2 separate regions of the Mus musculus genome follow, and region 1 is linked to region 2. A link is a loop called in an ENCODE intact Hi-C map of the cell type or tissue named here. Cell type or tissue: left cerebral cortex. All regions are shown on one strand. Links, peaks and the distances in the headings refer to the core of each region. The heading gives the core; the rest is flanking DNA.

Region 1 (4,017 bases), core at 590-3,089, 800 kb after region 2:
GTATTTATAAAACTGTTAACATCCCCCTTTAAGCCTTGTAACTTCCCACAGAACTGAGTCAGGCCCACTACTGCCCCTCATTGTTGAAAGCAAAGGAATGGAGATGACTTCTGATGTACTGGGGCATCAGGCAGAGACGGGGTGGGAATCACACTCGTGAGCTCGCAACGTGGCTCAACAGAAACACTTGCTGTACAAGCTGGACCACCCCACTTCGACCCCAGAACCCATGCTTTAGATAGAAGTCTGGTGGTATGGCATGCATCTGTTACCCCAGTCTTCTTCTGGGGAGATGGGAGATGGAAACAGAAGTATTACCCAGAGGCCCATGGCAGGATGGCAGAAACAAGACAGACTCTGACTCAACAAGGTGGAAGAAAACTGACTCTCAAACGCTGTTCTCTGATGTCCACATGATCACCATGGCATCTCATACACACACACCTGCATCTCACACACACACTTGCATGCACACATGTGGGCACACACTCACAAGAACACACACATGTGCACACACACACAGTCACTCTTGAACACACACATGTGCACACATACAAGTGCACACGCACAGATACACACACACACATACACACTCACACTCCAAAGGTTTTATTATAAAAGAACTCATACTTATGACCCAAGGGTAATGGCATGTTTCTTTAATTCTAGCACCCAGAAAGCTGAGGCAGGGGGATCACCACAAGCTTGGGGCTTTCGGGGCCTTTTTTCCAGTAAGAGCCTGTCTCAAAAGGTAAAAACAAGTAAACCCAAATCATTCGTTCATTTGGTTGCTCCCTGGTTGTCTCTCATTTCCGTTTAGAGACATGGCTCTCCAGGACAAAACACATTAACATGGTACTCTAGTTTCCAGTGATAACAACAGTGGAATTGTCCTTCTTTCTCCTGAACCACCAGCTACCTGTGGGCTATGTGCAAATACTGGTTGGTAAGTACCATGAATCACTGTCCCCTCCTTTTGAGGAAACGGGGAGACATCGGTTCCTCCGGCCATGTGTCATTAAATCATAGTGGGGGGAAAGGCTTTGCTTTATGCTCCATGCAGAGTGACTTTTAAAATTTTCGTTGATACTTAGGTGGCATCCAGAACCAAAATAAATTATAAACCCTGGTAAATTTAATAAGTGCAGTTGGGACAGAGTGGAGCATGCTGAAATGTTACCAAAAGATCAGGATTACAAAGCATGTTGAGATATTTTTATCGCCTTCACTTTCCAATTTAGTGAGTGTGTGTGTGTTTGTGTGTGTATGCGTGTCTCAGGGGACAACTTGCCTGAGTCGGTTTTCTCCTTCTACCTAATGTGGATACCGGGAATCAAACTCAGGTTTTCAGGAGCCCTGGTGGCAAACTCCTTCACCTGCTAAGCGAGCTACCTTTGCTGTTATTGAGGTATGACAAATCCTGAGTGTCCAGATAATTTCAGGTTGAGAATGAGGAAGAAACTCACACATCTTCCACAAGCCTTTCTCTTGAGGGGCTCTTCTAATGACTCTAACCACAGCAAAATGTCCCTGACAAGGTTTTCTCAGGGTTCTTTATGTTACAAGGATGAGCGCTCCTTGGAAGCAGGCTAATGTGAATTGCTTGGGAAACAGCGACACCTTCTGGTAGTTTGTAGATTAAATAGATTCACAGCATATACAGTTTCCCCCAGAAATCAGCTAGCCACTGACTTCAAATAATATTATTTCTTCTAAAATGTTTCAACCCCCTGTGAATTCTTAAATTTCTAAAATACTTTAATTTAAAATATTTCAAAATATCAATGGTCAGATACAAACGACACTGTCGATTGTTTCGGTATTTGCTTTGCTGTTGCCTTAATGCCAAATATTTTAATCCAACACTAATTCCACTTTTCCTTCTCATCAAAAGTTTTTGAAAGAGAGCTGGGGTGATGGTCCAACAGGCACAAGCTCTGGCCACACAAGCATAAGGACCAGAATTGTAATACCCAGGTCATGGTGGCCACCTGTAAGCTCAGCACCCTAGAGACAGGGTTAACTCCAGAGCAAGCTGGCTAAAGTGAGATAGATGCTGCCTCAGAGTAGAAGACAGAGAGGGATAGAAAAAGGTGCCCAGTGCCAACTGTCTATACCCAGACATATGCATGCCCACACATGTGAACGCACACATATACACATGCACACCACACACACAACAGATCATAGAAAAATTATCCAAAGCCAGGTGTCCATGGTTCATGCTGTTTATCCCAGCATTTGACCAATGGAAGCAAGAGGAATGTCAGGAGTTCAAGGCCAGCCTGGGCTATAATGTGAAACAAAAGTTAATTGCCCAACCCATACAGTGGCACACTCCTGTGATCTCAGCCCTTGAGGAAGCTGAGGCAGGAGGATTTCAAGTTTCAGACCAGCCTAGGATACATAGTGAGACCGTGTTTAAAAGTAATATTACCAGATGGTACTAGAGCATGCTTTTAATTCACTCAGAAAGCACTCAGAAAGCAGAGGGAGGCGGATCTCTGGGAAATCAAGATCACTCTGGTCTACAGAGTGAGTTCCAATACAGCCAGGGCTACACAGCAAAACCCTGTCTCCAAAAGTCAAAACAATAATAGAATAAATAACAATGATGAAGATAAGCAAGTTTGGTCAATTCAATAGGACCCCTGGTTTCAGAAGGACTTGGGGAGTTATCTCAACCAATCCCATGCCCAGGATTTCCAATTCTGAGAAAACGTGGCTCCTCCGTAACCCTATTACCACAAGCACCCTTCTAAAAGTGCTCTGAATGCCCAAGCTCAGGCAGGCCCTGTCTCCTCTGTGAAGACCTTCCCTAGACTAGCCCAAGTGTTGGCTTCCTGGCTCCCAGCTGCAGCCTACTTGGTGGCTCTCTCTCTCTCTCTCTCTCTCTCTCTCTCTCTCTCTCTCTCTCTCTCTCTCTCTCTCTCTCTCTCTCTCTCTCTCTCTCCCTCCCTCCCTCTCTCTCCTCTCTCCTCTCTTCTCTCTCTCTCTCTCTCTCTCCCCCCCCTCTCTCTCTCTCTGCCTGCTTACCAAGCTGCCTGCCCAACTTAGTGTAAACCTGGGGTCCAGGTCCTGGACTGTTCACATTTGTGCCCCAAGAAATTCACAATTCTGAGTCTGCAACAAGCTTATTTTTGAAAAATGAATGCATTCGAATTGTGTTGGGTAACAAATTGTATATTTGTTTTTCATTCAAGCCCTTTGAAGGCACCCTGCACTGTGAGTGTCAAGGGTACTTACCAATCTACAGCAGCCATTCCAGGAACTTCACACACTTTACCACACTCCCTGTGCTGGGGACGTTGTGACCCATAATTTGCCTGAGAAAACTTACTCTGTGTTGTGAAAGACACAGATTTAAACTCATTCCATGTAAATATTTACTCTGATTCCAAAGCAGGAGCATCCACGAACGTTGTGTGCTTCTATTTTTAAGAGAGCAAATCCTGGACTGGAGATGTGGCTCGGTGGTGGTGTGGATGCTTATGGAGGACCTAGGGTTGGTTCCCAGCATCCACACTACCAGCTTGCAGTGATCTGGATCTCCAGTTCCAGAGGACCTGACACACTCTTCTGGCTTCTGAGAGCACCTACGCTCAGGTATACAAACTTGCACCCAGGCATACACATATATACGTCATTTAAAATATTTATATAGGGCTGGTGAGATGGCTCAGCGGTTAAGAGCACCAACTGCTCTTCCGAAGGTCCTGAGTTCAAAACCCAGCCACCACATGGTGGCTCACAACCATCCATAACAAGATCTGACTCCCTCATCTGGAGTGTCTGAAGACAGCTACAGTGTACTTAGACACTTAAAGTACTTAAAGTAAATAAATAAATCTGCCGGGCAGTGGTGGTGCACACCTTTAATCCCAGTGGGTGGAAGGCAGAGGCAGGCATATTTCAGAGTTCAAGGCCAGCCTGGTCTACAGAGTGAGTTCCAGGACAGCCAGAAAAACCCTGTCTTGAAAAAACAATATTTATATAAAAGAGGAAATCATAGCACAG
Region 2 (4,017 bases), core at 931-3,430:
TGTCACTTACTCCCCTGCTTACAGTTCAGGAACAGAATCCTATGGCTTTAGGATAAAATCCAAATGTCTCAGCACATAAAACTATTGAAGATCTTTCCTATGTCTCCAGCTACCCTCCTCTGCTGTTCCAGGCACCCCACTCGTGTGCACCCTAGACACATCTATAAGACTGAACAGTTTTGTAGTGCTTTAAATGGGACACACATTCCCGAGCTTCGGCTATTTTGTGCAGACTTTTCCCTTGGCCTGGAAAAGCCACTCTTGTCCTCTTGCCATGCTAAAACCTACAGCAAAACTCAATTCAGGTCCCATCTTAAAAATCATCTTCTGACATCCTTTCTGACACTCTCAGAAGGCTCCTTTCACTGAGTTCTCAAAGCCTTTTATGCTGGTCTAGATGTTATCATTCAACATGCTAACGTGGTAGAAGACAATGCTGGCAAAGACTCGGTACAGAATCTGCTCAGTAACAGATGAAGAGCTGAGGTTGAAACCCCAAGTTAAAGGTGTCAACGCTAACAAGACTGAGGTTAGGGTTAAGGCTTTTAAGAAAGGCTAGCAGAAGCACTAAGGGCTTGGTGCAGCAAAAAGGAAAACCCTTCTTCACAGAAGATGGCAGGTATGTGGTTAGAACCAGAAAAAAGTGCAGTTTAGTATCTTCGAGAGGAAGGAACTAAACACCAGGAAAGTGATTTCACTAAAATCACTTTAAAATCGGAGCTGCCAAAAAGTACAGGTCTGTAGACCCACTCGCAATGGACATGAGAAAAGAAGAGTTTCCAGTAACAAAACCCAATTGAGAATCAAGTCAAGCCAAGTCAAGTTCAACACGGCATCATCCGACTGAACAAGGCCAGGATGAACATGCACCATCTGGTATGGTACTCCTCTCGAATGATTCCAGCTAGCTGCATATAGCTATTGAGGGATTTAGGTTTAAAGTGAATGAACATATTTGCTGTGTGTGGTTTTTTAATTAGACAACACAGGTCTAAATCACTGCATGTACATTACAAATGGCTTGAAAAACAGCTTACTTACATTGGTGAGAGAAATTTAAAACTCCCTCTTACCTCGTCATAGCTTGCAGTTCTGTCGATACGGTGAATAATATCAATGTTCACATTCCCCAGTCTCTCTGCAAATGTAAGAAACTGCAGAGAAAAAGCATATTTAAGACATATTAGCATTCAATGCTTATCAGGTTTTGATATCTGCTGGAGTAAAACTACACCATAATCACATCAAATTCTGAACACAGAACGTTTTAGAGCTTCAGTGAGCAACCTCTGGACCATCACCACAAACAACAGTACCCTTAGCGTATCATTTCAGACCCGTGGTTTCTATTGGTCATAAAATATGTAACTTTTTAAAATAAGAGCAGCTATTACTTATGAAACACAAAAGGTAAATGTAAGAACTCTAAACAAAAGCAGTTACTACTTGAAGATAATAAATACTTGTACTTTTTGCATAACTTACTTCATCTGTATTTCTTTTTTCTTTTAACTTAAGTACCCTTGGAACAGGCTATGTAGCCAACGATGACCTTAAAATTTAAGTTCAGACCCTCTTGCTTCTACATCCCCAGGTCTGGGGTAACAGGCATTTAGCCATCACACCTGTTTTTGTTGTAACTGTTGTTGTTTTTAATGGGGATCCAACCTAGGGCTCCCTGAATGTTATTCAAACACTCCACCAACCGATCTACCTCCTACATTATGTTTTATCAAATACAATTTCCACACAGACTGGAACCTGGACGAACGCTTTCACACCACACCGAAAGCACAGGGATCTCGCTAAGTTGTGGGAACAGGTATATTTTTTAAAAACAGACAGACTCAGTTACAAAAGGGCTTGGAAAGGCATTATAAAGTACAACAGTAGCCAGCAGAAGTCATTCGCCACTTGCCAGCTCGCTCTACCCTCCTCTGTTCAGTCTTTAAAGTTAGAAGGGGGACTCGGTTGCAGACGATCCCCTGGGCCAATCAATTTGAGCCTGGAGTGAAGGGAGTTGCCCAGACAGGCCAGATCTCACCGCTAAAAGGCGGACTCTGGAATTCAAGTTTCCTCACTCCCCTGCGAACTAATGTTTTTTTTTTTTTTTTATACTGGCATAGTCTCCCATTTTCGCCAGAGCCCCGGGCAAGCGATTCCGGCTCTGCCCGGACTTGCAGGCCCTGGGGTTAAGGCGATCAGCTGGTCAGGCAGAGGCAGGGCGAACCGCGGCTCCGGGCCCAAACTCCCGCGCTCACCCGGTATGTGTTCTCGGTCTTGTGCGAAAGTGGCTTTGGCTTCATGGCTGCGGCGGGACAGCGGCCCGCGAGGGTCTCAGGACGACAGGAAGGGATCCGCGGGCACTGCGGAGGAGAAAGTTACTCCCACGCGGTACTCTCCAATGCTCCGGTGCCTGCTTTTCCTCACGTGTAGTTAGTGCCGCTGGGCGCCGCCATGTTGGAAAGCCAGGATGTGTGGGTCATGTGGGCGGAAGAGGCGGGCCGAGCATGCGTGCTCTTCCTGATTGTCAGTCGTGCAGTTTGCGGATGTACAGTTTTTGCTACATGAGAAGTTGGCCAACACAAAACAAACTCAGTGGTATTTTTGTGGACGTTTTGTTTTGTTTTGGACATTGTTTGTCATATTTGTCATTTGCCTGTTGGTCTTGATTTTCGTTTTTGTAGATTGGTGGTGATGGTGGGGTTTGGTTTGGTTTGGTGTTTTGTTTTTTCAAGACAGGGTTTCTCTAATCCTGGCTGTCCTGGAACTCACTGTGTAGACCAGGCCGGCCTCGAACTCAGAAATCCGCCTACCTCTACCTCCCAAGTGCTGGGATTAAAGGCTTATGCCACCACTGCCCAGCGTCCTTCCTTCCTTCCTTTCTTTCTTTCTTTCTTTCTTTCTTTCTTTCTTTCTTTCTTTCTTTTTTAAGAGAGAAGAATGTACAGTTGAATGGGTTGGGAGAATCTGAGAGGAGTTGGGAAAGGGAAAAACACGATCAAAATATATTGTATGAAAATTTTTAATAAAAAGGATAAAAGGGTTTTATTATAGAAAGAAAGCATAACCGTCACAACCTAGCATTAACTGCTGCTCGATACATACCGTGCACCATCAAAAGCTGTTTCCACCCATAATACAGTAATGCTGGTTATAAACTCAAAACGTGAAGTGTATGTTTGTTTGTTTTTTTTAAGCCCCCTTGGCATGCAAGGAAACCAAAGTTGGGCATCTTGTAAGTGACGATCTTCATTCACACGCAGACTCCGAGGTCCAGGTTTTAGTTTAGTACTAGAAAATAAAATCTGGCTCTTCACGAATGCCAGGAAGCAGCTCTACCACTAAGCTAGATCCTACAGCTCTTAATCATATATATAGAGAGAGTGTGTGTGTACAGTCGATGAGCCATGGAGTTATTTGCACAAAAATTGATGGAGGAAGGTCCAAGTGCAAAGTCCTTGAGATAAGATTTCATCCTAGCCTGGCTTGTGAGTAGTCAGAGCCCATCATGGGTAGAATACAGTGAATCAAGATATCTTTGCCTCCATTTATTACCTTTCCCATTGTAATCCATTTTAATCCATGGGAGTTCTGGGTATTTCTTCAAATCATGAAACAGTTCCCATGACTTTTGAACTGGGTTTGGTTGGCCAATCCATCATCATTTTATATTTTCTGTCCCCATGAGTTTTGTTTTGTTTTGTTTTGAGACAAAGTTTTTTTGTATAGCCTTGGCCATCCTTTCACTGTAGCCCAAGTGGGTTTCAAACTCAAAGAGCCCCCTGTCTCTGCTACTCAGTGCTGGGATCAGAAGTGTGCACCACCAATCACCACCCAGCTCCCTTCCTCATGATTCTCTGTGTTAAAGAGTAAGGTGTAAAACTGCCCCAATTATATACAAGTCAAACAATCCAAACGGAAATAACACTAGTAAGGTTCCTTATTCATAATAGACTTTGAATGTCTGAAATAATCCCGCATCCATTACCTCTCTGGTGTTTATGACAGCCCTGT

Evidence for each region. Peaks named below come from ENCODE experiments on the same cell type or tissue, not always from the same donor. Only the 100,000 strongest peaks of a DNase experiment are listed, where the experiment ranks them.
Region 1: a loop joins it to region 2, with 3 times the contacts of the local background. A loop is called at or near these places in 3 of 42 quality-filtered maps.

What each region holds. Positions count from the first base shown.
Region 1 is chr10:89,628,677-89,632,693 of GRCm38, forward strand. No RefSeq gene overlaps it. Among named protein-coding and RNA genes, the nearest start is that of Slc17a8, 9.4 kb to the left of the region's middle. In left cerebral cortex, for the core only: a CTCF peak has its summit at 1,626 (motif pointing left); a DNase peak (open chromatin) is centred at 1,605.
Region 2 is chr10:88,824,345-88,828,361 of GRCm38, forward strand. It overlaps Utp20 (UTP20 small subunit processome component), which reads right to left and starts at 2,470. Exons shown (of 62, transcript NM_175158.3): 1 at 2,262-2,470; 2 at 1,074-1,154. The coding sequence starts at 2,306. In left cerebral cortex, for the core only: no CTCF peak of the experiment used is centred there; a DNase peak (open chromatin) is centred at 2,477; H3K4me3 peaks cover 1,727 bases.